Regions from separate parts of the Homo sapiens genome. Here regions 2 and 3 are each linked to region 1. A link is an interaction called in ENCODE POLR2A ChIA-PET data of the cell type or tissue named here. Cell type or tissue: OCI-LY7. All regions are shown on one strand. Links, peaks and the distances in the headings refer to the core of each region. The heading gives the core; the rest is flanking DNA.

Evidence for each region. ChIA-PET counts read pairs that join two places held together with the same protein. Peaks named below come from ENCODE experiments on the same cell type or tissue, not always from the same donor. Only the 100,000 strongest peaks of a DNase experiment are listed, where the experiment ranks them.
Region 2: POLR2A ChIA-PET joins it to region 1 with 5 read pairs; 2 of 35 experiments call an interaction of 5 or more read pairs at or near these places.
Region 3: POLR2A ChIA-PET joins it to region 1 with 5 read pairs; 2 of 35 experiments call an interaction of 5 or more read pairs at or near these places.

What each region holds. Positions count from the first base shown.
Region 1 is chr5:151,188,542-151,198,587 of GRCh38, reverse strand. All of the region lies in intron 4 of CCDC69 (coiled-coil domain containing 69), which reads left to right. Among named protein-coding and RNA genes, the nearest start is that of CCDC69, 31 kb to the left of the region's middle. In OCI-LY7, for the core only: no CTCF peak of the experiment used is centred there; a DNase peak (open chromatin) is centred at 5,737; H3K27ac peaks cover 898 bases.
Region 2 is chr5:151,060,148-151,069,505 of GRCh38, reverse strand. TNIP1 (TNFAIP3 interacting protein 1) reads left to right here. Exons shown (of 18, transcript NM_006058.5): 2 at 4,375-4,546; 3 at 5,759-5,893; 4 at 7,294-7,379; 5 at 9,111-9,188. The coding sequence starts at 4,411. Among named protein-coding and RNA genes, the nearest start is that of TNIP1, 16 kb to the left of the region's middle. RefSeq lists enhancers at 1,628-2,370, 2,371-3,113, 9,198-9,267. In OCI-LY7, for the core only: no CTCF peak of the experiment used is centred there; no DNase peak of the experiment used is centred there.
Region 3 is chr5:151,689,849-151,699,894 of GRCh38, reverse strand. No RefSeq gene overlaps it. Among named protein-coding and RNA genes, the nearest start is that of SPARC, 8.0 kb to the right of the region's middle. RefSeq lists an enhancer at 1-436. In OCI-LY7, for the core only: no CTCF peak of the experiment used is centred there; no DNase peak of the experiment used is centred there.

The sequences.
Region 1 (10,046 bases), core at 2,746-7,745:
TCATCACAGAAAATTTGGAAACTGTAGATTAGACAAAAAGATCTTACAGCACAGTGGTTAACGTCTCATTCTTGGCTGGGCATTGTGGCTCACGCCTGTATTCCTGGCACTTTGAGAGTCCAAGGTGGATAGATTGCTTGAGCCCAGGAGTTCAAGACTAACCTGGGCAACATAGCAAGATGCTGTCACTATTAAAAATAAATAGATAGATAGATAGATATCAAACTTTCCAGTTTGGTAAGATAGATAGATAGATAGATAGATAGATAGATAGATAGATAGATAGATAGATAGATCAATCTCATTCTCTAGAGCTCCAGTCCCTGGGTCTAAACTTCAGCCCCACTGCTTACCAGCTCTGTAACCTTGAAGAAGTTACTTTACCTCCCTAATAGGTTGTTTGTAAGAATTAAACAATTTAATGATAGATAGACCGAGATAGAATTTAGAACAGTGCAAGTTACTTAGCAATAATTCTTAGCACTGATTTTATTATTGAGAAAATTTAAATCATAATTCCACCCAGAGTTAGCCACTGTTACCCCTTTGAAATAGATTCCTTCCATTTCTTTTTCTGTAATATACATAGAATATACATCTATACACACACACTTTGGGGTGAGGAAGTGAATTATTTTTTCCACTTTGTGTTGCATTAGCATCCTGTCATTAAACTCTTCTATACCAAGAGTTTTAGTAACTACATAGCATTCCAATATGCACCCTTGTTCATTTAACTGAGTCCCTTTGTTAGGCATTTAGGTAATTTCAAGATTTTTCTCATTGTCTATAACAGCAATGATACTTACATAATCAACCCCGGTTTTATAACATCTTTGTCACATTCATGATTTCAGCATTAGAATAACATCCTAATAGAATTGGTGTGGTAAAGTTTATGTATATCTATTTTTTATTTTGGTAAAATAGACATAAGATTTACCATTAGTGACATTTAATACATTCACAGTGCCATCACCCCAAAAGGAAACTCCCACCCACCGAGCAGGCACTTTTTTTGTTTGTTTTGTTTTTGTTTTTTTTGTTTTGTTTGTTTGTTTGTTTGAGACAGGGTCTCGCTCTGTTGCCCAGGCTGGAGTACAGTGGCACGATCTCGGCTCACTTCAACCTCCGCCTCTTGGGCTCAAGCAGTCCTTGCCCCTCAGCCTTCTGAGTAGCTACAGGCGCGTGCCACCATGCCCAGCTAATTTTTATATTTTTTTGTAGAGATGGGGTTTTGCCATGTTTCCCAGGCAGATCTCAAACTCCTGGGCTCAAGTGATCCGCCCACCTCGGCCTCCCAAAGTGCTGGGATTACAGGCATGAGCCATTGTGCCCAGCCTAAGCAGTCACTTCTTATCTTACCACTAGCCCCTGGCAACCACCAATCCACTGTCTGTCTCTATGGCCTTGTCCATTCTGGACACGCATATAAACGGGATTGTATAACCCACATGATCACCCACATCTGACTTCTTTCACCTTGGAATGTTTTCACCTTGAAATGTTTCCAGGGCTCATCTGTGTTGCAGCATGCATCTACACTTTGTTTCTTTTTACGGCTGGGTAATTTGCCATTGCACAGACACACCACACTCTACCCATTCATCATCAGTTGATGGACACCTAGGCTGCCTCCACCATTTAGCCACTGTAAATAGTGCCACTAGTACAGGCACCTACTTGAACAGCTGTTTTCAGTTCCCCCTGGGTGTACACCCAGGAGAATTGCTGGGTCATACGATCATTCTGTGCTTAACTTTTTGAACAACTGCCAAACTGTTTTCCACAGGGGCTGTACCACTTTATGTTCCCATCAGCAACCCACAAGAGTTCCAATGGTGGCACATCCTTTTCAACACTTGTTATTTTCTGCAACACCTGTTGCTATCCTAGTGCACATAAAGTGGTTTCGCATTGTGGTTGTGATTTGCATTTCCCTAATGCCTAATTCTGTTGAGCATCTTTTCATGTGCTTCTTGGTGACTTGTGTATCTTCTCTGGAGAAGGTTATGTATATTACTGATGTTACTGAAATTGACCTTGAAAATGCTTTACTGATTTTTCCTTTCATCATGAGTATTCGCATGGCCTTTCCCCAGAATTATTTATCTTCTTAAAACATGGCTGTGGCTGGGTGCAGTGGCTCACACCTGTAATACCAGCACTTTGGGAGGCCGAGGCGGGTGTATCACAAGGTCAGGAGTTCGAGACCAGCCTGGCCAACATGATGAAACCCCGTCTCTACTAAAAAATAAAATTAGTCTGGTGTGGTGGTGTGCACCTATAATCCCAGCTACTCAGGATACTGAGGAGGCTGAGGCAGGAGAATTGCTTGAACCCGGGAGGCAGAGGTTGCAGTGAGCCAAGATCTCACCACTGTACTCCAGCCTGGGTGACAGAGCAAGACTCCATCTAAAAAACAAAACAAAACAACAAAACACATGGTTGTGATTATTTTGTACGTAAAAGTGTATATCCTGTTCTTTTCATTTAACATTGTATCAAATATGTTTCCAAGTAATTATGCTGCTACTAAAATGTTTATAAAGGCAAGACCGTAAAGTACATGGCTTTCCTTATTTCTTGTGAGTCTAGACCTCTAGATCTCAAAACAGCTTTTGCATAATGTTGCCGGTATTTCACATTATGTCCTTAGATTTACCCAGATGGAATAACTAGAACAGAGGTCTGAATGATTTTAAGAATCTTGAAACATATTGCAACATTAGCACACATTATTGCAAACATTGTGAAATGGAATTAAAGTCCTTGCCTGGAAATTGAAGAATTGTGGTTTTGTGGGTGTGGGTGTGTGTGGGTGTGTGTGTGGGTGTGAGTGTGCGTGTTTTTTTTTTTTTTTTTTTTTGAGATGGAGTCTCACTCTGTCCCCCAGGCTGGAGTGCAGTGGCATGATCTCGGTTCACTGTAACCTCCGCCTCCCGGGTTCAAGTGATTCTTCTGCCTCAGCCTCCCGAGTAGCTGGGATTACAGGCACCTGCAACCACGCCTGGCTAATTTTTGTATTTTTAGTAGAGACAGGGTTTCACCATGTTGGCCAGGCTGGTCCCGAATTCCTGACCTCATAATCCGCCTGCCTCGGCCTCCTAAAGTGCTGAGATTACAGGCGTGAGCCACCTCGCCCAGCCGAAGAATTGTGTTTTAATAATACCATACCCTGTTGAACTGGGGCTATCACTCAACCTCCTTGAATCTTGGTTCAGTTTCTCTATCTCTAAAATCTACCTTCTGTACCTCACAAGACTTTATGGGAAAACAACTTTATTCTCCAAGCATTGCTTTGATATTATTTTTAGCGTTACAAATATATTAATAAGAAGAATTTCCTACTGTAACACCCAGGGGAGAAGAGATTGCCTGTCTTGAGTTTTTCCCATTAGTCAGAATTCTTCTATAGTTATTTTTAAATTGTTTGGCACATACTAAGTGCTACATAAGTCTATAATGAATGAATGAAAGCACAGGATGGTGGAAATATATGACATTTTATATGTATGGGGAGAGGTACACAGATAACCAGGAGAGACTAGTGGTGATTTTCCACATTCGATGACCCTTTGCTGTCTTTTTTTTATTTTTTAAATTATCATATAGTAAAATTGACTCTTTTTGAGGGGATGTGCATTTTCATAAATTCTAATGCATGTATAGATTCTTTTTTTTTTTTTTTTTTTTGAGATGGAGGCTCGCCCTGTCACCCAGGCTGGAGTGCAGTGGCGTGATCTCGGCTCACTGCAACCTCCGCCTCCCGGGTTCAAGCAATTCTTTGCCTGAGCCTCCCGAGTAACTGGGATTACAGGCACGTGCCACTATGCCCAGCTAATTTTTGTATTTTTAGTAGAGACAGTGTTTCACCATCTTGGTCAGGCTGGTCTTCAACTCCTGACCTCGTGATCCACCCGCCTTGGCCTCCCAAAGTACTGGGATTACAGGTGTAAGCCACCGCGCCCTGCCGCATGTATAGATTCTTGTAACCATCGCCACAATCAGGATACACAACAGTTTTATCACTCCCAAAAAGCCGTCTCAAAATACCCTTGTATTCACATCCTTCTCCCACCCTAACCCCTGGCAATTACTGATCTGTTCTCCATCTCTGTAGCTTTGTCTTTTCTAGGCTATTACATAAATGAAATAATACAATATGATTTTTTATATTGGCTTCCTTCATGCATCACGATGCCTTTGACATTCATTCCAATTGTTGCATATCTCAATAATTCATACATTTTCATTGTGGAGTTATATTCCATTGTTTACTCATTCACTGTTGCAGGACATTTGAGGCAATTATGAATAGAGCTGTTCTAACATTCATGTGCAGGCTTTGTGTGGACATAGGTTTTCATTTATCTTGGGTGAATACACAGGAGTGGGATAGGTCATATGATAAATGTATGTTTAGCTTTATGAGAAACAGCTAAACTGTCTTCCAGAGTGACCACTATTTTATATCACCATCTGTGATGTATGAGTTATACCGTTGCTACTTCATGCCAATACTTGCTGTCACTGGTTTTTTATTTTAGCTGTTCTAATAGGTGTGCAGTAATCTTCACCATAGGTTTAATTTACATTTCAATAACAACTCATGTGCTTATTTGCTGTCTACATATCCTCTTTGGTCAAATGTGTGTTCAGGTCTTTTTCCCATTTAAATTAACTTGCTTGTCCTTACTGTGGAGTTTTGAGATATCTTTATATATTTTGGACAAGAGTTCTTTGTATTTGCACATATTTTCTCCTAGCCAGTGGGGTGATTTTTTTCATTCTGTTAATAATGTCTTTCACAAAGCCAAGCTTTTAATTTTGATAAAGTCCAATTTATTTTTTTCTTTGATTATACTTCTTATGTCATGTCTGTGAACTCTTTGCTAAACCCCAGGTAACAAAGATTTTCTTCAATGTTTTCTTCCAAAGCCTTATGGTTTTATATTTAGATCTAAGATCCATATAATCATGTGGTCTTTCTTTCTCTCTCTCTTTCTTCTTTCTTCCTCTTTTTTCCCTCTCCTCTCCTCTCCTGTCTTCTTTTTTCTTTTCTTTTCTTTCCAACAGGATGTCACTCTGATGCCCAGGCTGGAGTGCAGTGGTGCTATCTTGGTTCACTGCAGCCTCCACCTCTGGGGCTCAGGTGATCCTCCCACTACAGCCTCCCAAGTAGTTGGGACTATAGTGCACATCACCATGCCTAGCTAATTTTTTTTTTTTTTTTTTTTTTTTTGTAGAAATGAGTTTTTGCCATGTTGCCCAGCCTGGTCTCAAACTCAAATGAACCACTGGCCTTTCCCTCCCAAAGTGCTGGGATTGCAGGTGTGAGCCACCGCATCTGGCCTGGTTTTTCTTTAGATGGTTAATATAGTGGATTACATTTGTTTGAGTTTTCAAATATAGTTATCCCTAGGTATCCATGGGGAATTGATTCTCGGACCCACTTTGGATACCAAAATCTGCAAATGCTCCAGTCACTTATATAAAATGGCGTATTATTTGCATATAACCTATGTACATCCTTCCATACATTTTAAATCATCTCTAGATTCCTTATAATACCTAATACAATGTAAAAGTAAGGTGAATAGTTGTTAGACTGTATTTTTATTTGTATTATCTTTTATTGTTGTTTGGTATTTTTTATTTTTATTTTTTCAAATTTTTTTTATCCACACTTGGTTGAATCTGAGGATGGGAAACCTGCAAATACAGAAGGCTGACTGCATTGAACTAGCCTTGCATTCCTGGCATAAGCTCCACTTGGTTGTGTTATATTACTCTTTTTATGTATTGCTGAATTTGATCCTCTAATGTTTTACTGAGAATGTTTGTGTCTATGTTCATGAGGAATATTGGCCTGTAGTTTTCTTACACTATCTGGTTTTAGTATCAGGATAAAGCTTGCCCCATGTAGTAATGTCCCCTCATCTTCTCTTTCTGGGAGAGATTATATAGAATTGGTGTTATATCGTTTTTAAATGTTTAATCGAATTTTTCAATGAAATAATCTGTGCTTGGGCATGTCTTTCAAAGTGTTTAACAACAAATTCAATTTCTTTTTAATATTTAAAGGAATTTCAGGTTATATACTTCACCTTGGGTGAGTTTTGGTCATTTTTTTTTTTTGAAGAATTGTTACATTCATCTAAGTTGTTGAATCTAGGTGCATAGGATTGTTCAGCATATTTCCTTAATATCATTTCATATATCTGCTGTGTCTGTAGTGATATTTCATTCCTGATATTGGTCATGTGTATGTTCTCTCTTTTCTTTGTCAGTCTTGCTTGAGGTTATCAATTTTATTAATTATTTCAAAGAACCAGCTTTTGGTTTCATTGATTTCCCCACCCACCCCCCTTATTTTACCATTTTCCATCTCACTGGTTTCTGTTATTTTCATTTCCTTCCTTCTGTGTGCTTGCTTTATATTTGGTTAGCTTTTTTTTTTTTTTATTTCTTTTCATTCTTTTTTTTTTTTTTTTTTTCCTGAGACAGGGTTTTGCTCTGTCTCCCAGGCTGGAGTACAGTGTCATGATCATAGCTCAGGGCAGCCTCAAACTCCTGGAATCAAGCAATCTTCCCACCTCAGCCTCCTGAGTAGTTGAGACTATAGGTACCCCACCACACCTAGCCAGCTAATTTTTAAATTTTTAACAGAGGCAGGTCTCTCTATGTTACCCAGGCTGGTCTCAAATTCCTGGTCTCAGCAGTCCTCCTGACTCCGCCTCTCAAAGTGCTGGGATTACAGGTGTGAGTCACTGGGCCTGATACCTTTTCCTGATTTCTTCAGCTTAGAATATTGATTTGAGACCTTTCTCCTTTTCTAATATAAACATTTAAGCTATAAATTTTCTCCTAAACTCTGCTTTACCTGCATCCTACATATTGATGGTTTTATTTTCATTTTGTTGAGTTCAAAATATTTTCAGTCTTATTTTCCTTGAGACTTCCTCTCTGGCATTGAATATGTGGAAGTGCATTTCCAAGTGTTGGGAGATTTTCTGGTTCTCTTTCTGTTATTTGATTTCCAGTTTGATTGCATTACAGTCAGAGAACATAGTTTGTATTTTGCTGCTTTTATAGTTTGTTAAGGTTTGTTTCATGACTCAGGGTATGGTCGATCTTGTTTCATGTATACTTGAAAGGAATGTGTATTCTGCTATTGTTGGGTTGAGTATTTTAGATATAAATCAATTAGATAAAGTTTGGTTAATGTTAGTATTCAGTTCTATATTCTTGCTGATTTTCAGGCTGTTTTATGTGGAATGCTGAGGAGTGTTGAAGTCTCCAATTATAATGCATATTTGTCTATGTCTCCTTTCAGTTCTTTATCTGCAAATCATATAGCTACTATGACTTTCTTTTGATTAGTGTTTCTTTTTCCACCCTTTTACTTATTACCTACCTATAACATCTATTTACAGTGGGTTTCTTGTAAATAGCACGTAGTTAGTTGGTGGGTGGTTTTTTTTTTTAATTTCAACTTTAATTTTAGATTCAGGACACACATGCAGGTTTGTTACACGGGTATAGTACATGATGCTGAGGTTTGGGGTATGAATGATCCCATCAGGTGGGTTTTTAAAAACCCATTCTGACATACTCTGTGTTTTATTTGGTATGTTTAAGCCATTTAATTTACTGTTGTTATTGATAATGTTGATGTTCATAATGTTGGGTTGAAGTCTACCATTTTAGGATGTGTTTTCTGTTTGTTCTCGCTGATCTTTATCCTCTGTTTTCCCTTTCCTGCTTTTTTTTTGAGTATTTGAACATTTTTTAGTGTTCCATTTTAACTTATTTATTGTCTTTCTTACTGTATCTCTGTATTTTTTTTAATGGTTACTCTAAGAATTACAATATACTTAACAATCTACTTAGAGTTCCTTTTTTTTTTTTTTTTTTTTGAGACAGAGTCTTGCTCTGTCACCCAGGCTGGAGTGCAATGGCATGAGCTGGGCTCATTGCAAACTCTGCCTCCTGGGTTCAAGCGATTCTCCTACCTCAGCCTCCCAAGTAGCTGAAATTACAGGCACCCACCACCAGGCCCAGCCAATTTTTGTATTTTGGGTAGAGACCGGGTTTCACCATGTTGGCCAGTCTGGTCTGGAACTCCTGACCTCAGATGATCCACCCACCTTGGCCTCCCAAAATGCAGGGATTACAAGTGTGAGCCACCACGCCCGGCCTGAAATTGCTATTTTACCACATCTAATGGAATGTAAAAAGCTTACCGTCATGTAGGTTCCTCTGTTCTCTCCCATTTTTGTTACATTTATCTCATGTATTACATCTACATACATCTAATGCCCCATCAGACAAGGTTATAATTTTTGCATTTAATCATCAATCATATTTTAAAGAGCTCAAGGGAAGAACAGTCTATTGTATTTACTTAGGTCTTTACCAGTTCTGTTACTCTTCCTACATTCTTGAAGTTTCAAGTTTCAAGTTTCCCTCTGGTTTCATTTGAAGAATTTCCTTTAGCAATTCTTTTAGAGCAGGTTTGCTGGTGATGAATTCTAAGTGTCCTTCATCTGAGAATGTCTCGATTTAATCTTCTTTCCTGAAGGATATTTTCACTGCATATGGGATTCTGGGCTTTTTGTTATGGTTTTGTACTCCAAAAGAAAGCAGGAAAGAGAAAACAGAGGATAAAGATCAGCGAGAACAAACAGAAAACACATCCTAAAATGGTAGACCTCAACCCAACATTATGAACATCAACATTTTCCAGCAGTTTTTAAATTTTTTTCTTCTGGTCTCTAAGGTTTCTAATGAGAAACACACAGTTATTCAAGCTGTTGTTCCCTATATGTAGTGTACCATTTTTATCTGGTTCCATTCTACACCTTTTCTGTGTCATTAGCTTTTGGAAATGATGTTGTCTGGGTGTGGATTTCTTTGGGCTTACTTTGGAGTTCAGTGATCTTCTTTAATCTGTAGGTTTATGTTTTGGCAAGTTTGTGGAATATTCAATCATTCTTTCTTCAATTTTTTTTTTTTGCACTGCACCCTTTTTCCTCTAATTCTTTGACTGTGATGATAGTAATGTTAGCTATTTGGGCATTATCTTACAGGTCTCTGAAGCTCCGTTCATTTTTTTTTCTAATCTTTTTTTCTCCTCTATTGTCCAGATCAGATAATTTCTATTGATCTATCTTGAAGTTCACTGGCTCTTTCTTATCATCTCATCTCCATTCTGCTATTGATTTCACCTAGTGAGTTTTTATTTCACTTATTATACTTTTTAGTTCTAAAATTTCCTTTTGGTTCTTCTTAATAACTCTATTTATTTGCTAAGACTTTCTATTTTTCTATTATTCCTAAAAGTATATTCACTCTTACTTTCCTTTTCTCTTTTTCCTTCTTGCCGTCAGTGACAGAACACCCATACTTCTTGGAGTCTTTTTACATTGATTACCATAAAAACTCTGTTAATAATTCCTACATCTATAGGATCTCAGTTTAGGCATCTGTTGAATATCTTTCCTCAAGGGAGTTTTTCTTCTGCTTCTTTTTAGGCTGAGTGATTTTGTATTGTATGCTGAGAAATTTGGGGTTGTATCCTGGACATTTAAAATATCTAAATACGTGAGATTCTGGGTTTGTCTAAATCTGTTGGGTCAGTGGTACTTCAAATTCTGGTCTTCTTGCTCAGTCTGCTGCTACCATTTACTTTTCAGTCTGCAAATAACTGCAGAATTCATTCTGTCCAGGTTTTATAGCTACATTCAGTAGGAAAAACTGGATGGAGTGTGCTTCCTTCATCTTACCTGAAACCAGAACCTGTCTTGATAGGCAAATTAACAAATTAGGCCAATAATTTTAAAAAGTTAAGGCTGTAATTTTTATATGATAAATTGATATTATATATTTATAAATATTATATATTGATAAATTCTTATAAATTTTTTACTACTCTACCACAGTTATATTACTGAACATTATTTTTTTCTTCTTTTTTTTTTGGAGACAGAGTCTCTGTTGCCCAGGCTGGAGTGCAGTGGCGTGATCTCAGCTCACTGCAA
Region 2 (9,358 bases), core at 4,359-9,358, 130 kb after region 1:
GGCTGATTAAGTCCCCAAGCTGGACTTCAGTTTCCTTATCCATCAGGCAGGTATCAGCCCTGCCTTCTTCCCAGGGCTGTTGTGATAATCAGATGGAAAAACAATGCTTGGGACACTATGAAGTATTTTGCAAATGTTAGTGGCTATGCAAGTGAATATCATTTGGGGGGTCTGGGACCACCCCCCTACCCAGCCACCAGAACACTGCTAATGGGAAGATAATCTGACAGACCAAAGCATTTCAGAGCAAAAGCTAGAATGTAAATTTAATTCTGAATGTAGTCTTTATCATACCCCTCTCTTTCTGGGGTAAGGCTGAGAGTTGAGCCCTGGGGACTACTGCCTCCCTGCCACCCACAAGTGCTTGCCTGCTAGTGGGTGGCTCCTTCGGTTTCAGCAGCATCACTTCCATCTTCACGGTCTGTGGTTGTTGCCTGACCTGCCGTCTGTCTGGGCCCCTTTCTGCCCCCAAACTGGGCCTTTCTGGTTCCAGCGGGCAGCCCCAGGGCCCCTCTGGGGCAGGCTGTGGAGGCCCCGCTGGCTGAGGTCTTGTTTTGGAAGAAAGTCTGCGCTGGCTGCTTCTATACCACCAGCTGTTTCTGGTTTGGGCAAGCGGGGCTGGAGTCCCACTGCTGGTGGAGCACCTGCTGATTTGTAGTTTGTGGAACCAGGCCAGGTGGAAAGAGACTCTGAGAAGATGTGGTGGGGGCCTGTGGTGTGCCATGGGATTGCTGGGCAGGAAGGGAAATGGAGGATGGGCTGTGGGCAGCCTGGAGGGAGAGCAGGGATCTTCTGGTCCCAGCTCCATCCTGACTCCTTTGTGACCTTGGCCTTCCCTGCTCAGGGCCTTGCCTTGCTGCACTGCCTGTGCCGTGAGTGAGAATCAGATGAGCTCATGCCCGAGGACTCCTGGGCTCTGAACTCCAGATACTGCCACATGGAGGGGAGTGGTCAGTGCTTCCTTTTCCCCTTTGAAAACATCCTCGTGGTTTGTGGACAGCAGAGGGGAGTGCATGCCATCGTCATGTTCGAATGCAGCCCCTCATCCATTGAGTGTTTCTGGGTGCATCTCTCTCCCACCTGATAATGCAGGATTCGCCTCATTGCCCTTGGAGAGTCCCCTCCAGCTCTGTCATCCTGAGAATGAGTCCTCTCTCTGGGAGAAGTTATAAAAACCTCATTGATCAGAGGGAGAGTTCCCGTCTGCCCAGTGGTCATCCAGGGACTGCCGCTGACCATCTGGGCATGAGGTCAGCAGAACTTGGAAATTCCCTGTTTCCCTCTTTGTCTTTCTTTCCTCCAGAAGTCCAGGCCCTCCAGGGGTGGCTCCTCTGATCTCCAGAGAGGGTTTTCCCACAATAGGATATTTCTCCTGCGTCTCCTCTGCCCACTGCCTTTCTTTCTCCCCAAGCTCTGCCCCCTGAGGCTAAAGTAGGGGAGCATAGCTCTGTCTGCCCACTTTTTGTTTCCCATGAACCCCTTTCCCGTTGACTCCCCAGCGCCAAGAGAAACTGAGTGTTGCGTGTTTTGGAGGACGTGGGGTGGGTTTCAGTTCCCACATCCTGCATCCTGCTTTGTCCCTTCGCCTTACATCTGGGCCTCTCTGAGGGAGCATGGCTGGCCCAGCCTGGATTCTAGAAGTGTCTGGGCGTCCAAGTGCGTCTGGTCAGTGGGTCAGGGTTAGGCTTTCTCTGGGATGTTGGACATGGCCTTGCAGGAGGCGGGGTCGGGGTCAAGGGCTTGTTCCCTTCAGTCTGACTTCTCTGAATTCAAGGTTTACCGAGGCCCTACTCTGGGCCACTCTGAAGATACCCTGGCACACAGGATGGACTTGCTCCCTGTCCTCATGCAGCCTCTAATCTACAGGACAAGGCAGACATTGAGTAAGAAATTCCCCATGCCTTCATGTGGTGTTGACTGTGAGTTCCATTTAGGGTGAATGCATAATGGTGGACAAGAACCAGGACACTGCTGCCTTTGTCATGCAAGGTGGCTCCAGGCCCCTTGTAGCCCTCTGTTTCACTGTTCTTGAACTCCAAGCAGCTCTCAAGGAAGGCCCACCCTCCTGTGCTCCCGACAGGAATACAAAGATGTGCAAAGTACGCTCCTGCCTCAGGAAGTTCCCAGCCAGATGGGCAATGCCCGCACCAGTCAGACACATGCTGTACCAGGTGGCAAGCCTCGTGAGGACAGAGGCAAGCAGAGGGGAAGGACCCCCAATGTCTGCCAACATTTTTGAGTACTTTACTATGTGCCAGTTCCAGTGCTAAGTGCAGCCCCCACACTGTTTCTTAGTTCGGTGGAAACATCTGCACTTTGTGCTATGCTGTAGAACACTGACCTTTCAGGTTAAAAACAAGTCACCCCTAAGCCGGGTGATGACTTGTGATGGGAGTGTGGGTAGCTGTCCTTTGCCTCGCAGGCTCAGCAGGGCGTGGGTGCCTCCCACACGGTGTATTCATCTTGTATCTGTCAGTCTTTGGGAGAAGGGGTCCTTCTCATCAGAACTTTGTTTTTCTTTCTGGCCCATTCCATCCTATGGACGCTCTTGGACAAGTCCTTATTGGTTCTTATGCTGCAGGGCAAGGGAAACTGCCCAGAGGTGACCTGATAGCATGGTGCTGCCCTACAAAGAGATTTGAACTCCCTGTCTGCCCCTCTGGCTCTGTGTCCTGGCTGTGTGAGTATGGTGGGGGTCAGAGTCACAGCAGGCAGGGCTGACTTTGCATCTTGGCTCTTATTGCGGCCGGGTCATCGTGGCTGAGTTACTTAACCGCCCTGAGCCTCAGTTTCTCCCTTGTAAAATGCAGATGAGATTAGTATGCATGTTAGAGTTACTGTGCAGCTCCTCCAAGATTGTATATCTGAAACATTTAATGCAGTGCCTGACAAGGAGGCGATTCAAGCATGGTGGTGTTGCTGTTAATCCTTTCTCACTCTGATCTTTCATTTACATTCTGGGAGCAGGGTGGTATGGTCGTAGTCACCTGGCAGCGCCAAGGACCCACGGAGCATGGTGTGTGGACTTGGGAGGGTCTTTGAGGATTCCTGATGAAACAGTTTTTGTCTTGGGGGTGGTGACCTTGGGAGGAAGGTGCCGAGCCCCCAAACCCTTCTGAGGTCCCCAGTGAAGGCCTTGGCCCTTTCATGCTGGAGAGCTATTTGGAGGGCTGGAGGCTGGCTCGGTGTTTCAGCCTTAGGGCCTCTGCCCTTACTGTTCTCTCTGCAAAGAATGTTCTTCCTTCAGATGTCTTCATGGCTAGTTCCCTCACCTCTTTCAGGTCTTGGCTAAAATAGCTCCTTATGCTTGGGGCCTTTTGTGCATAGACTTTTTGATTACCTGAAATATTGTGTTCCCCACCATCCTCCTCTGCTTTCACCCCTAGACTATAAGCTCCATGAAGGATTTTTGTCTGTTTTATTTGCTGATAATTCCTCAGCACCCAGACTGGTGCCTAGCACGGAGTCGATGCTCAATAAGTAATTGTTGAATGGATGAGTGAATGGACAGAGAGCTTCTCTACTAAGCCACAGAGTTAGGATTCTAAAATCACCTTTCCAACTGGTTTCAGTGACATAAAGCAGATGAAACTGAACAGATTACTAAAAAAAAACCTTGGTGCTCAAATAGACAGTGGTTTGATGAAAAATTCTTCTGTTCCTTAGAACTGCAAGGGACAGACCATATATGATATGAGACTCACGGAGGAGGGTGACAGTGTATTAAATATTAGTCAGGGTGTTTTTTTCTTTTCTTTTTTTAAAGAAGATGATACACATATAAATGGAACTTTGGACTGGGTTGACTTGCTTATCCCTTAGGGTACAAGCATTTCACTTTAAAGATTACTAAATTAACTTAAGACTTTCATTTCCCTCCCTCAGAGAGGGGAAGGGACTGCCCATAATCCCATAGTAAATTAATGCCTAGACCATTAATTGAGTAAGTGTTTATTGGGCAAAATTCATAGCTAATACTGTGGTAGGCTCTGAGGATGCAATGATGGGTAAAACATATGGGATTCCTGTTCTTCTGGACCTCACAGACAGGACATGAACTCAGATTTTTTTTTTTCCAAGTCCAGGTTCTTTCTTGTATCCCACATTGCACCCTACTGTTTATTTGGACTCCTGTTCCAAACAAGCCAACAGTGCATTGAGGCTGCTAAGAGAAACTAATGCCATTCTAAGGTTGTATTAATAGAGGCAGAGCGTCCAGATAAAAGGAGGTGACTGTCCTGCTTTACTATAATATGGTCAGACCAGCTTAAAGTGGGGGACTGCCTTCTGGGGCATTGACAGACTAGAGCTTCTCTGCAAAGGATGCCCCCATGGCCTGGCCAGCCTGCTGATATGCTGCTGTTGTCCTTACAGCCAGGCGGGCACCACGGCAGGGGCTGAGCTACCCTCATGGAAGGGAGAGGACCGTACCGGATCTACGACCCTGGGGGCAGCGTGCCCTCAGGAGAGGCATCCGCAGCTTTTGAGCGCCTAGTGAAGGAGAATTCCCGGCTGAAGGAAAAAATGCAAGGGATAAAGATGTTAGGTAAAGCAGACCCTGTCCCCTCCCTGCGAGCGCCCCTCCCTGCAGACTGTGATGCCAGTCCCTCTACTAGCAGTGGAGAATGAAGCTGGCATATGCCTCTGCCCAAGTCATCCCCTGTCCCTCCTGGCCCAGCGCTGGCTCCTGCCTCACAGCTGTCTCTATGCACCATGTAGCATGGTGACAGTATTCCCAACCCTGATTCCTCAGCACCCGGAAACCAGGATGACAGGACTCAGGTCCAAGAGGGAGGCGTGGGCTAAGGGAAAGGGGGCTGGAAGGCCCAGTTAATGGCCATGGAACTAGAGTGGTCTCCTCTTTCTGGGGCACGAGAGATGGGGAGAGCCAGCATGACCAGGCAACTGGGGCACGCGTTCCTAGGTGTTGGAGCAGGGAGCAGAGCTTGGCTTGAAGCAAGGAGGTGGTAGGTCCCTCAGTTCTCTTCTCCTGGCTCTTGCTCAAGCCATCCCCACTTTAGAACAACCCCACCTCCCTCCACACGACCGACGGGCCCTGTGCATCAGCACCCAGTTGCTGTGCCCCCTTCTCCTCCAGACAAGGCTTTCATTGATTTCCCCATCCAGAGGGGGCTCTCTTTCTTCCACACTCCTGAAACTCTTCCTTTGCCTTGCCGTGCCCTTCTCTAGTCTCATGTTTTAGAGGGGAGCATAGCCCCCTGATTTTTAAAATGCTTTCTCCTTGCTTGGCAGATCCTTGCTTGGGATGGCCGACTGGGGAGGGAGGAGTGGTTTCCCCATCTCCACTTGTAGGAGAAGGAAAATGGAGGCCTAGAGGGCTGGTTGGAATTATCCAAGGTCTCCGCCCTGCAGGCAGCCCTTTGCCCTGGTGGCTCAGGCTGTGGGTAGCCCGTAGGGTGGGGGAGCCCCTGGCTTTCTGTGGAGTGCCCTGGCTGGGTGTGAAGGGAGTGGGGCAGAAAGAGAATGCTGGGGGTTGGGGGAGCCGAGGAGTTTCTCATAGATTCCTTCCGCTCCTGTGTCCCCCGATTGCTGGGCCCTCGTCCTTGCTCTAGCCTGTTTCTTATGGTGGACCAGCATGGAGTTTGTCCCACTTGGCCCACAGAGCAACGGTGGGAGTGAAGTCCAGGGCCTGGAGCCTCAGAAGCCAGGCGGCAGCACGGTTAGGGGCCTGGGACGGGGAGAAGCAGCACACTGAGCCGAGTAAATGCTTTTGCTTCCTCTTCCCCAATAACTCTAGGGGAGCTTTTGGAAGAGTCCCAGATGGAAGCGACCAGGCTCCGGCAGAAGGCAGAGGAGCTAGTGAAGGACAACGAGCTGCTCCCACCACCTTCTCCCTCCTTGGGCTCCTTCGACCCCCTGGCTGAGCTCACAGGTATAAGAGGAGTCTGGGTACCTCTGACTCTCCCTGTACCCCAAACTGCCCAAATCCTTCACAGTGAACTCCCTTCTTATGCCAAAACCCACATTCTCTCGTTTATCCTTAGGTCACAGGCTACCCTTCCATTCATGTTTTGGCTGCCACATCCCCCAGAAGGTCAGATTTGGAAGGGACTTCAAAACAATCTTGTTAAAAATAGCCAGTGACTCAGCACTCCTGAGGCCCCAGCAGACATGAGTAATAGATACAACAGTTGACTACATTGCAGTCCTGTGGCCTTGGGGTCTTTATCAGCATATTTAATATTTAATGAGCAGCTACTGTGTGCCAGGCATCGCACTCCAAGCAGCTACTCCCTGTCACTTGGAGCTGGCATATGAGTTGGAAGCTCCCTGGTCGTGCCCTGCGCGTCCATTTTACAATTAGGGAAGCTGAGGCCCAGGGAAGAAGCTGGGCTTGCCTGTTAGCCTGCTGCAGCGTATTTCAGATGTAAGGTTACGTGTGCTGCCCATTAAAGGACAGGGTGACTGTGGCTCGGGGTTGAAGTCCCATGTATGGTAGAGGCATCACCATGCGTACAGAGTGTGCATTACTCTGGCATGTCTCCAAGTCCAGGGTAAGGTCTGGGACCAGGATGGAAATGATCCGCACCTCAGCTGGACTCAGATGCCTCCTGCTGCAGCTCTACTGTATGGTATCTGGCCCAGGCCAATGTGACAGCCTTCTATTGGCTGGTGGTTGCATTTGCTGAATGGACAAATGGAGGAAAGTGATGGTCTCAGAGTCCACTGTGCTGCAGTCAGTGGGCATTTCCAGCCTCTGCTTGTCTATTCAGCAATGTTCCTGAGTTCCTGATTGGTGCCAGGTCCACTCTCAGAGTGAGAAATGAAGCTACCTTCAAGGAGCTCCCTGCAGCAAGGACTGCAGGAAGTCAGGGAGGGAGGGCCAAGTCTCAGTCCTGAGTTTGCAGTTGCTGGCTATGTGGCTGTGGGCAAGTTGATGACCTTCCCAAGCCTCAGTGTCCTGACCTTTAAAATGGGGATATGGGGCTTTTATGAGAATGGCTGGGATAATAGATACATAAAGACTTTTCAAATTGTAAATCATTGTCTTTATCATTGAGGCCTGTTCAGGGCAGCAAGGAGCAGCAGCCAACTTGGGATTTTCCCAGTAAGCCCAGGGAGCATGGTCTCTCTGCTCAGGCTCTGCCCCGTCACTCCAGGGCAGGCCATTTTCTCAGACTACCTGGCCCTGATGAGACCACCTCCCATTCTCCCACACTCGAGTGGGGAATCCTGTCTGAGAACCCTTTTGTCAAGGGCTGTCCTTGAGAGGGTGGTACCTGGGCTTCTCCCCTTCCCAGTCAGTTCATCTGTGCTTTCTTGATTCTCCAGGAAAGGACTCAAATGTCACAGCATCTCCCACAGCCCCTGCATGCCCCAGTGACAAGCCAGCACCAGTCCAGAAGCCTCCATCCAGTGTAAGTTTTATTTGGAGTCATGGGTGGAGGTTGCCTGGATGGACCTCAAGTCCTACTGACAGATACAAGAACATGAAGAAAGAGGGTTGAGGTCAAGAAACTGTGTTCCGTCTCGCTGGGTGATATTGGGCAAGTCCATCGCAAACTCTCTGGGGCCTCAGCCTCCCCATTTTGAAATGAAGGTCATAGTTAAAACTTACCAGGAAGACCCTGGTATGTACAAGGAATTCTTCTCACTTACTAAGTTGTATACTGTTAAGTATCACTGAGTGTGCACAGTGCTAGGAAAACAGACAGATGTGACATGGAGCTCACATTCTCAAAGAGGGCTCAGAAACTATCTTCTACAGGCTGGGCGCAGTGGCTCATGCCTATAATCCCAGCACTTGGGGAGGCTGAGGCAGGAGGATTGCTTGAACCCAGGAGTTTGAGACCAGCCTGGGCAGGATAGTGAGACTCCATCTCTCTAAGAAAAAAAGTAGTCAGGTGTGATGGTGTATGTCTGTGGTTCCAGCTACTTGGGAGGCTGGCTGAGGCAGAAGGGTCGCTTGAGCCCAGGAGGTCAAGGCTGCAGTGAGCCATGTTGATGCCACCACACTCCAGCCTGGGTGACAGAGTCAGACCCTCTCATAAAAAAAAAAAAAAATCTACAGATTTGGCTGGAGAAGTTTTGCTTGGTATCCTACAAGGGATTGCATAGTTCAGCATCCTTATCCTACAGATCAGGTGCAGGGAAAGAAGGACCTGTTCTGAGGTTACACGGGTAATGGGGAAAATGTAGATGGAGGAGGGAGACTTTCTAGGGCAGGGCCAAGAGCCAGAGGTGAGTTCTTGGTGGCCATGAGGGTCAGCTGGAAGCTGAGCACTGACTCCTCTCATCTATCCTGCCCCTTTCTGGGATGAAGGGAGGCTGCAGACCAGGTTTAACGGGACATGGAAATCCCAGATCCCAGAGCTAATGGCTGGTTCAGGTGGGCCATTGGCTTCTTGGTTGGTTGAATGACCAGTAATTCTACTAGGAATGACGGAAAGATGTGAAAAAATCTGGGATTTCTTGGCCACCGTGGATTTGGTTGAATCCTGAAATAGTCTCCAAATTTGGTGAATCATCTCTGGGACTTTTCTCAGATCAGTTCACTCCTCTGGGATCTCCAGGACTGGCTTGGGAAGGCCAGCACAGGACATGCTTGGTGGTGGCCGTAACAGCTGCCATCTGTGTTCTGGGAAACCGATCAGAGACGTCTGGGCCTAAGAGACAGCTCTGGGGCCGTGGCAGGAATGCTGGATCTGCAGTCTTGGGTTCAATCCCTGCTTTTGCATTAACCAACTGTATACTGTAGTTTCCTCATCTTTCCAAAGAGGATATAACCTTCTGACCCACTCCATGGGTCACCCTGAGAAATAATGGAGCTCATGAAAGCATTTAAAAAGTACACGGCCTTAAAAAATGCAATCCTACAGTGCTGCTGGTTCAAGGTCAGCTAGTCCCACATCTCCCTTCTACAAAAGAGGATTGGCCATCGAGGGGATATGACCTCACATTATGCAGAGGGCTATGACAGGCTTGTCGAGAATCCTGCTTTGTGATCTCATGTGAGATGATATGTAACGGTCCCTGTGTACTCAAAATGGGAAGAGATTTTGTCCCCCTTGCTGCTCTCAGCCACAGGGCCGCAGAGGAGGGGTGAGCTGTTTTTCTCTCGGGCAGCACCTAACTTCCTTTCTGCACAGGGCACCTCCTCTGAATTTGAAGTGGTCACTCCTGAGGAGCAGAATTCACCAGAGAGCAGCAGCCATGCCAATGCGATGGTGAGTGGACGGGCAGGACCCCGGGCTTGACCTGCTGCCCTCTTTGTGTCCTGTCACTTGCTACCATGTGAGAGGCACAGAACCTGTTCAGATCCCTTAGGTACCCTGGAGTCACTTGGGGATACACGAGGGGCAGGAGCAAAGGGTGCTTCTCGCTCACATATGCAAAT
Region 3 (10,046 bases), core at 2,799-7,798, 500 kb before region 1:
AGCGATTCTCATGCCTTAGCCTCCCGAGTAGCTGGGATTACAGGCGCGTGCCACCACATCCAGCTAAGTTTTATATTTTTAGTAGAGATGGGGTTTCGACATGTTGGCGTGGCTTGTCTCAAACTCCTGACCTCAGATGATCCACCCGCCTTGGCCTCCCCATGTGCTAGGATTACAGGCATGAGCCACCATGCCTGGCCTCTGTCTCTCTCTTAATCATGGCAGACTCTCAGTGTCTGTCTCTCCCTTCCACTGTCTGACTCTGTCTGTCTTCCTTTGTCTCCTTTCTCTGTCTTGATTTAACAAACTTATTTTAATCACTTTCCCTTAGGGGTTGATCATGAGCCAGGACCTGCACCAGGAGCTACAGGGAGAGGACAGAGCTGAATCCAACATGCCCTTGACACTCTTTGTTTCTTTGCAGAATTGAAAGGAAATCAAATGGAAGTTCTGAGTGCTGGGAGAAGAGGAGCTGAGGGTGTGGGGACGTGGCAGGGAAAGGGAGGGCCAGCAAGCTGCAGTGGGCTGGAGTGAGCTCCCAGCTTCGGCTGGCTGGGCGGAGATGATTTCACACCACAAAAATGTCTGAATCAGGAGAATAACCTAACTTGGGATGGGGCTGGGAAGCGAGCCGTTCAGTGGGAGACGGGGGAGCTGGAGAGCTCAGCATTGGGCCAGATGGGGTGGCTGGCTATGATTTGTCCTGACCCTTGGGTCTCCCTAATGATCTTAGGAAAGAAACAATTCTTCTCCCATGCTGCAAGTGAAAGGGCAGAGTCCAGCCTCTAGAGAGATAGCAAGATAGACTTAGGGCTGCAACCCTGAAGAATCATGAAGTCTCTGCCAGCAAACTCAGGGATTTGAGTAAGGAATTCAGGGGAGGGAGAGAAGCAGGAGACAGAAAGAGGAGGAAAACACTGAATTTAATGGTCAAAAGGCCTTTAAGTTACATGGCCTCGTGAGTTTCAAGCATTTTATTAGCTGCAGAATCCTCGTTTACAATTAACATAGCAAAACAACAGCTGCCTCTAAGGGGTTCTCAGGAGGATCTGAACCCCATCATCTTGGTTCTCATCACCCACTGCCTGGAAACTATAACTTAACCCAATAGCCTCATTTTACAAATGAGCAAAATGGCTGGGCACAGTGGCTCACGTCTGTAATCCCAGCACTTTGGGAGGCTGGGGCAGGTGGATCACTTGAAGTCAGGAGTTCGAGACCAGTCTGGCCAACATGGTGAAACCCTGTCTCTACTAAAAATACAAAAATTAACTGGGCGTGGTGGCGGGTGCCTTTAATCCCAGCTACCCGGGAAGCTGAGACAGGAGAATTGCTTGAATCCAGGAGGCAGAGGTTGCAGTGAGCCGAGATCACACCATTGCACTCCAGCCTGGGCAACCAAGTGAGACTCCATCTCAAAAAAAAAAAAAAAAAAAAAAAATGAGCAAAGTAAGGCCCAGAACGAGAAAAGGATTTGCCCATATCATTTAATGATTGGGTGAGGAGCCCAGGTCTCTCGAATCCTTGTCCGGTGCTCATTTTGTTTATCTATCTATCTATCTATCTATCTATCTATCTATTTATTTTTGAGACAGGGTCTCGCTCTGTTGCCCAGGCTGCAGTACAGTGGCATGATCTCAGCTCACTGCAACCTCCACCTCCTGGATTCAAGTGATTCTCATGCCTCAGCCTCTTGAGTAGCTGGGATTAGAGGCATGCACCACCACATCTGGCTAATTTTATATTTTTAGTAGAGAAGGGGTTTCACCATGTTGGCCAGGCTGGTCTTGAACTCCTGACCTTAGGTGATCCCTCTGCCTTGGCCTCCCAAAGTACTGGGATTACAGGCATGAGCCACCGCACCTGGCAGTTTTTTTTTTCTTTCAAATAGGGTTTCACTTTGTTGCCCAGGCTAGAGTGCAGTGGCAGGATCACACCTCACTGCAGCCTTGACCTCCTTGGGCTCAAGTGATCCTGCCACCTCACCCTCCTGACTAGCTGGGATCTCAGGCCCATGCCACACCAGGCTAATTTTTGTATTTTTTGTAGAGCCAGGCCTCCCTGTGTTGCCCAGGCTGGTCTTGAACTCCTGGGCTCAAGTGATCTGCCTGCCTTGGCCTCGCAAAGTGCTCGGATTACAGGCGTGAGCCACAGCACCTGGCCTCTGGTTTTTCCTTTCGGGGAGATGCTGGGCTAATAGATGGAGTCTCTTCCTCCAGCTTCGGGGTGGACATAGGGACTGCCAGCTGCCTGCCTGCCCAGAGTGACCAAACTGAAAGCTTCCAGCAAGCAGGCTCGAGTCTTCCGTGGCTTCTGCTTGGATCTTGGAACTCTCCCCCTTCCCACAGAGCCCTGGAGAGCTTGCGATGCTCTGGGTCTTTGGATAGATCACCCCCTCTCTCCAGGGTTCATTTTTCTTCACCTGGAGAGCCAGTGGGCTGAAAATAAATGAGTGCATTCCAAACTTTTTTTTTTTAATTAACGAAACCGCCTTTGGAAATGAAATCTTACAAGACTATACTTTCAGGGATTATTTGTATAGTTCGTTACTAGAGAAGTTTCTCTGAAACGTAAATTAAAATTTTATTAAAAATTAAAAAATAAAAACAAAGTACAAATAAAAATAAAAAAGAAATGAAATTTTAGACAAAAGCCCAATATTTCAAACAGACAAAGGCAGTTCTGTCGTGGTTGAAGCAAGGACGGACGAGGGGTCTGAAGATCCGCCTCCTTGGCCTTCTTTCTGTCCTCTTAAGACTGCTGCATGAAACTCCCAGAGCTCCACAGAATGCAGTTGGAAACTGACATGGGAAATCTCGAAGAATCATGACAAGAAGCTCCTGTCTGAGGAAAGGTACAGGAGCCAGGAGTGGGAGAGATGACATGAAGCCGCAGTGCTGGATCAGCCTCAGATGACAGTGAGGGCTGCCTTGTCTCAGGCAGTGGAGAAGAAGAGACGGGTGGGGGAAGGGGATGGGGCTGAGCTGCTTAGTCCAGATCGCCCTTCCTCGTCAGCCATCTGCCCCAGCCCAGAGACCCCAGAGGACGGAGCGTTCAGGCTACCTCTCAGGCTGACTGAGTCATGCAGCATAGGCTGCCACGTCTCTGGGCTGGCGGGGCCGTCATTATTCCTGGCCTCACTGCAGCTAAATTGAAGAAACGTTTGGTTTGTGGGCCACGTCAAGGAATGTGTAAGAGCTGCCACGTTGTCGGGTCTGGGTTATTGGGCTTTTCCCCTCCTTCAGAGAAGATTTCCAGGCGTGTGGGTGGGGTTTCAGAAGAAAATTGATGCCTGCGTGTGAGTGTTCCCTGGACCTGGACCAGCAGCGGCAATATTACAGACCCGGGGGTTGGGGCAGACTGAGCCAATCTGGTGCCGAGCTCCTCCGACCCTCCCCAGAGCAGCAGGGAGCCCTGCACCGTCAAAGTTATGGATACAGAGCCCTGGAAAAAGGCTGAAGGGCTGTGAAACCAATAGTACAAATCTTTAACCTTTGGAGAGTGATTGGCCACATCAAGAGCCGAAGGTGTTTTCTCAGTGTGGTTTAATAAAAAGAGCAGTAGGTCGAAGAGTTAGTTAGCTTGAGTCAAGCCCCAGCTCTGCTATTTATTGGCCGGGAGACCCAGGCCAGCTCACTTTACCTTTCTGAACCTCAGTTTCTTCTTCAAACGAGGGTGTTGGAGCAAATAAACATTCCCCCAAGGAGTTTGTTAGGAAACGAAGTTCTGTGGAATGCATTAAAAATTCATGAAAAAGAGGACTCTGTGATAGCTTTAACAGAGTTCAACAGGTTTCTTTTCAGCAGACATTTTCAGAGCTTTTAAGGTTTCAAGGTGCCTCAGGAATATCCACGAGGAAGGTAGTGAGTGCTGCATTTCACAAACGTGCTTGAACCCAGGGTCCCCCTATCTTTCTGGAATATGTTATAGGACTAATATTTTGTGAAACACACTTTGGAAAATGTTGAATTAGATAATCTACTTATAAGATAGCTGACATTTATGAAGTGCTTCATTCATGTAGCAGTGGGCCAAATGCGTTACATATATGATCTCATTTAATCCTCACAAGCACCTCACAAGAACTTTACACTTGAGGAAGCTGAGGCTGGAGGTTGATAACATGCCTCAAGTCTTCTAGAGTTAAATAACTTTGACCCAGGACCCAAGCCCAGAGTTCTGACTCAAAAACTAGGCCTCCTAAACATCCTCTTATATTTGCTGACTCCCTAAAATCTATGTTCACTTGAATCTTACACTGACTTTGTACCCAGGAGAGTGAAATATTTTAATCATGCTCATTTTACAGATAAGAACACTCAGGTTTGGAAAGGAAAAGTGAGCTGCTTAAGGTCAGAGTATAAGCAGGGCCTCAGGGCACAGGTCCTACTAAGGGAAGAACCCAAATCAGAACTCAAATGAGTGCTTCTTTCTCCTCGGGTGATGCTATGGTTGGAACATGTACCCCTAAAAGCATGTGTTGAAAACTTAATCCTCAATGCAGCAGTGTTGGGAGGTGGGGCCTATCGGGAGATGCTTAGGTCATGAGGGCTCTGCCCTTACGAGTTGATTAACATCAATTAGGGTTTGAGGTTGCAAGTTCTATCTCTTGCTCTCTTTCTCTCCCTCTCTTTGCCCTTCTACCATGGCATGATACAGCATGAAGACCTTTGCCAGATGCTAGTCCTCAATCTTGGACTTCCCAGCTCCAGAATCATGAGCCATTAAATTTCTGTTTATTATAAATCACCCAGTTCCAGGTATTCTGTTATAACAACACAAAAACAGACTAAGACCAGTGGGTTTGTGTCAACATGTCAACATGAAAAGGTGCAGCCAACGCATTATTAACATTTGTCACCTCAGTGGAGAGGGAGCCTCTGTGAGAAGGCGGTGCCTTGGTAAACTCTTACTGGGACCCTGGGTGGAGGCAGTGGGTGCAGTGGAAAGAGTCTTGACTGTTAAGAGTTTGGGAGCTTTCATTTCAGCCCCACCATGGGCCAACTGTGTGACTTTGGGCAAGTCTGTCTGTCTGCCCGCCCAAGCCCAAAATGGGCTTAGTGAATCCTGACCTTTCTACTTTGTAGACTAAATGTGCCACTCAATAAGATTAGGGTGATAAAAGTCCTTTGTGGGCCAGACACGGTAGCTCACGCCTGTAATCCCAGTACTTTGGGAGGCTGAGGTGGGCAGATCACTAGGTTAGGAGTTCAAGACTAGCCTGGCCAACTTGGTGAAACCCTGCCTCTACTAAAAAATACAAAAAATTAGCCAGGCCTGGTGGCACACGCCTGTAATCCTAGCTACTCAGGAGGCTGAGGCAGGAGAATTGCTTGAACCCAGGAGGTGGAGGATGCAGTGAGCCAAGATTGTGCGACTATGCTCCAGCCTGGGTGACAGAACGAGACTCCGTCTCAGAAAAAAAAAAAAAAAAAGTCCTTTGTGAGCTACAAAGAGCTAAAGGAGAAACCTTCAACTGCTCAGTGGGTGTGTTGCAAGTGGGGAGGGTGCTGAGGTTAAATTTCATCTTCCTCTGTTTGGCCTTGGCCTGGTTGGTGGATGCTCTGCTTCGGGGACCCAGGGCCAGATGACAATGGGTTCTTTGTGCCCTTCAGACAATGGGAAGGGCTGCCTGGGGAAAGATACAGTAACAAGGCAACAGGCTGAGTCAGCCTCCAATGTGCTTGAACCTTCTTAGCTTGGCAGCCTTGACATTCAGCCAGCCACACAAAGGGTATATTTGAGAGTTCTGATACATAATCCCCATCCCAAAGAGGTCAGCCTGCCCAGTCCCTCCCTCCGGAGATTTGGAACAGGCCAGAGCTGGCTTCAGCCTGGGAGAGAGAGGCCCCAGGCCTAGCTGTCCACACTGTAACCTTGGGCTCTTTAAACCTCAATTTTCCCAGCCACACATGGAAAATCTGGGATTGAATAGGGCTAAAGGGCCCTGTCAGTTCTAAGCTTTGAAAAAATAGAAGCGATCCAATCTGAGCTTGAAGGATGAATGGGTTTGGGTTTGGGGCCAGTGGGGGCAGGGAGGCAGCCATGGCCAGAAGGGCAGAATGGGCAGTTGAGTACCTGGGGAAGTCATGGAGAGAGGGCTCTGGAGTGGAGCTACCTGTGTGTGTTCCTGGCTTCTCCACTGTGGGACCTTGACCAAGTGATTTAGTTCTCAGAACTTTTCTTTACTCATCTTTAAAATGAGAATGGTAATTGTACCCATCTATGGTAGACAAAGTAATGGCCCCTCCAAAGATGGACGTGCCCTAATCCTCAGAACCTATAAACAGGCTATCTTACATGGCAGAGGGGGCTTTGCAGATTAATTTAAGGATTTAAAGGTGGGAAGATTATTTTAGGTTATTTAGGTGGGCCCAATGTAATGACAAGGGTTCTTAAAAGTTGAAGGCCAGAGGGTCAAAGTCAGGAAAAGATGTCAAGGCAGAAGCAGAGTTGGAGTGATGTGCTTAGAAGACAGAGTGAGGGTTCACAAGCCAAGGAATGAGGGTGGCCTCTAGAAACTGAAAAAGGTAAGAAAATAGGCAGGGCACAGTGGCTTATGCCTGTAATCCCAGCACTTTGGGAGGCCCAGGCAGGCAGATCACCTGAGGTCAGGAGTTTGAGACCAGCCTGACCAAAATGGAGAAACCCTGTCTCTACTAAAAATACAAAATTAGCCAGATGTGGTGGCACATGCCTGTAATCCCAGCTACTCTCGAGGCTGAGGCAGGAGAATTGCTTGAACCCGGGAGGTGGAGGTGGCGGTGCGGCAAGATTGCACCATTGCACTCTAGCATGGGCATCAAGAGTGAAACTCTGTCTCAAAAAACAAAACAACAACAACAAAAAGGTAAGGAAACAGATTCTTTCCTCAACAGATTCATCCTTCCTCCGGAAGGAACCCAACGACACCTTGATTTTAGGACTTCTGACCTCCAAAACTATAAGATAATAAATTTGTGTTGTTTTTAAGTCACCAAATTTGTGGTAATTTACTATAGTAATGATAGAAAAACAAATATTCTGCATAAGTGTTGTTGAGTTAAATGAGATAATGGACATAAAGTGTTTTGCCCACCATCTGCTTTGTAATATTGAATATGATTGTCTGCCTTCTCAGTTTAGTGACAATTGCTCCAATGAAACCTGGTCCCTCATGGGCCCTCAAGTTCTCCTATGTAAGTTTTGTTGAGTTTTTTTAACCCGAAAGGCTCACTCAGGAGTTATGACCTGGAGATCTGAACTGCTGAGATCCCGATGCTGTTTTTAATGCATGGCCTTAGGGGATGTTTCTTTGTCCGGCTTTTATTTGTTTAACTTTATGCTTGGTTGCTTTCCTCCTTGCCAGAAGCCAAATCCACAGAGCCTTCCTGCTCTATTTCCAGAGTTCAGACCTCTTGCTCCCTGTGCAAGTATTCCTGTCCCTGTGTAGGAATAGTTTACCTGGCCCCAGTCCAGCTCCCAGAGATGGTTCATCAGGTGGTCCATAGGCTGGTCTCAGAGCTAGTGACAGAGTCTCTGGAGTCAGTGAGCAGAAAGACAAGCAGGTTCTTGGTGTGGTTAAGAATCTGGTTTTTAGCCAGGAGTCAGGAGACCTGGTTTTGAGCCCCAGCTTCCCTGAGTGATAGAGGCCTCAGTTTCTCCATATCTACACTATAGGTTCTAATCCCTACCCTAACTCTTTCACAGGACTGCTGTGGCATTCACTGAGATAGTGGACAAGAAAGTATGTTGAAGTGGCTAAAAGGGTGTAAAAAGGGTAGGAATGAACAACAGGAAAATGGAGGAGAAAAGGACGAGGAAGAACGGGAGGAGATGGGAAATCTCCCCCAGTAGGTAATTCTAGCCACACTTTCAGTTACTTGAAAAAGCCAAGCTCTCCTCACATCAGGGTTTTGGTGCTTGTTCTCCCCTCTCCTTGAGTACTCTTCTCTCAGCCCTTCTCATTGACTCATGCTTCAACATCTTCCTCATCTTGCCTCCTCCAAGATGCCTATGCTAATGACCCTATCTGAAGTCATCCTCCATTGCTTTTTCATTTCATCTTCCTTGTTTCTTCCATAGAACTGATCACAACCTGAAATGAGCTCACGGCCTGCCTTCACCTATTGGAATGTAAAGTGCAAGAGGGCAGAGCCTTGTCTGTCCTATTTATTGCTATATCCCCAGTGCCTGATGCAAAGCACAATAAAGACTGAATGAACGAACGAGGTAGCTGATGTACTGGGGGTGTACGGAGCCTGGATGGCAGGCACATGTGGACATTTCCCAGGCAGTCCCTTGAGTTCTAAGGCTGTGGCTGGGGTGCTAGGTCAGGAGGGCAGGATCAGGGTAAAGTGAGAAGTGCCTAGAAGAGCATAGCTGGAGAGTGGTTGGAGAGGGCAGTGGGCAGGCAGCAGGGACCCCAATATACTGATGGATTGCTTTACAAGATGAAAAGCTGATTCAGCCTAATGTTGGATCAGCAACATTCTTGACTCGGGAGAGGGGTGTATGGTCTGAAGTCCACGTATGTCAGAGCTGGAGAGGAGTTGAGGGGGAAGTAGCGTGCAGTAGTCAAGCACTTGGGCTCTGGTGTCCCTTAAACCTGGATTTGAATCTCTGATTTACCATATACTTGGTGCATAAGCTTGAGCAAATTATTGATATGAACTTCATTTTCCACATTTATAAAATGGGAATAATAACAGTTCCAGATTTATAAGAGTTAAGTCAGACAATATATGCAAAGAGCTTAGCAGGTGCTTGGCACATAGTAGGTGTTTAATAAATGCTGGCTCTTATTACTACTATTCTGCTGTCCAACCTATTTTATAAATGAAAAGGTGTAGGGTCAGGTACAATGGCTCATGCTTGTAATACTAGCACATTGGGAGGCCAAGGCAGGAGGATTGCTTGAGGCCAGGAGTTCAAGACCAGCCTGGGCAACCTAGCAAGACCTTGCCTCTATTAACACAATTAAAAAGAAAGAAAGAAAAGGTGTAGTTCAGAGGGGCAGGGATGGGCCCAAAGTCACTCAGTGACTCAATAGCAGAGTGGGACTCACACCCAGGTCTATCACACCTGGCTGCGTTGTGCTTCTCTCCCTTCCTATAAAGCCCTTGGCAGGTGGCAGGAAGACCAGCCTTAGTCCTAGTGGTCTTCCTTTCTAGGTCAGAGTCATCCTTGCTTCAGAGGCTCCTGTTGCCCCAGGATGCTTTTTTTTTTTTTTTTTTTTTTTTTTGCCTTTTGAGGTGGAGTTTCACTCTTGTTGCCCAGGCTGGAGTGCAATGGTGCTATCTCAGCTCACTGCAACCTCCGCCTCCTGAGTTCAAGCAGTTCTGCCTCAGCTTCCCAAGTAGCTGGGATTACAGGCGTGAGCCACCAAGCCTGGCTAATTTTGTATTTTTAGTAGAGACGGGGTTTCACTATGTTGGTCAGCCTGGTCACCGAACTCCTGACCTCAGGTGATCCACCCACCTCTGCCTCCCAAAGTGTTGGGATTACAGGTGTGAGCCACTGCACCCAGCCATGTGCTCTTATCCTTAGATATAAAACCTACCAAGTTTTCTTTCTGGGAGTGATTCTGGCTCAGGGTGTCCCCACAGAGACCTGGAAGTGGCCCTCAGGAGGGATCTCTCTTCCAGAGCTTCAGCCCAGCCCCAACCAGACTTCCACTTCCTGAACTGAAAGCCACATGGGAACACCAGCCAAAAACTGGGAAGAGTTCCACTGGTTCATCCTCATCAGAATCATCATTTTAGTTTATGAATAAAAATACAAAGCTTCTGCTAATTTTAGTCCCATAATGCCTGGGAGCTATAGCAACCAATCCTATAAAAATATACATCTGTCCGGATGGCAAAACAGATATGTGGAGAGTCCACCAGCACCCTGTATTCAGCAGCCAAAAGCACTTGGCTTTTGAACCAGGGTGAGAGGCCTTGGGGGGTCTTTATTTATTTATTTAGAGACGGAGTCTTGCTCTGTCTCCAAGGCTAGAGTGCAATGGTGCCATCTCGGCTCACTGCAACCTCCGCCTCTTGGGTTCAAGCGATTCTCCTGCC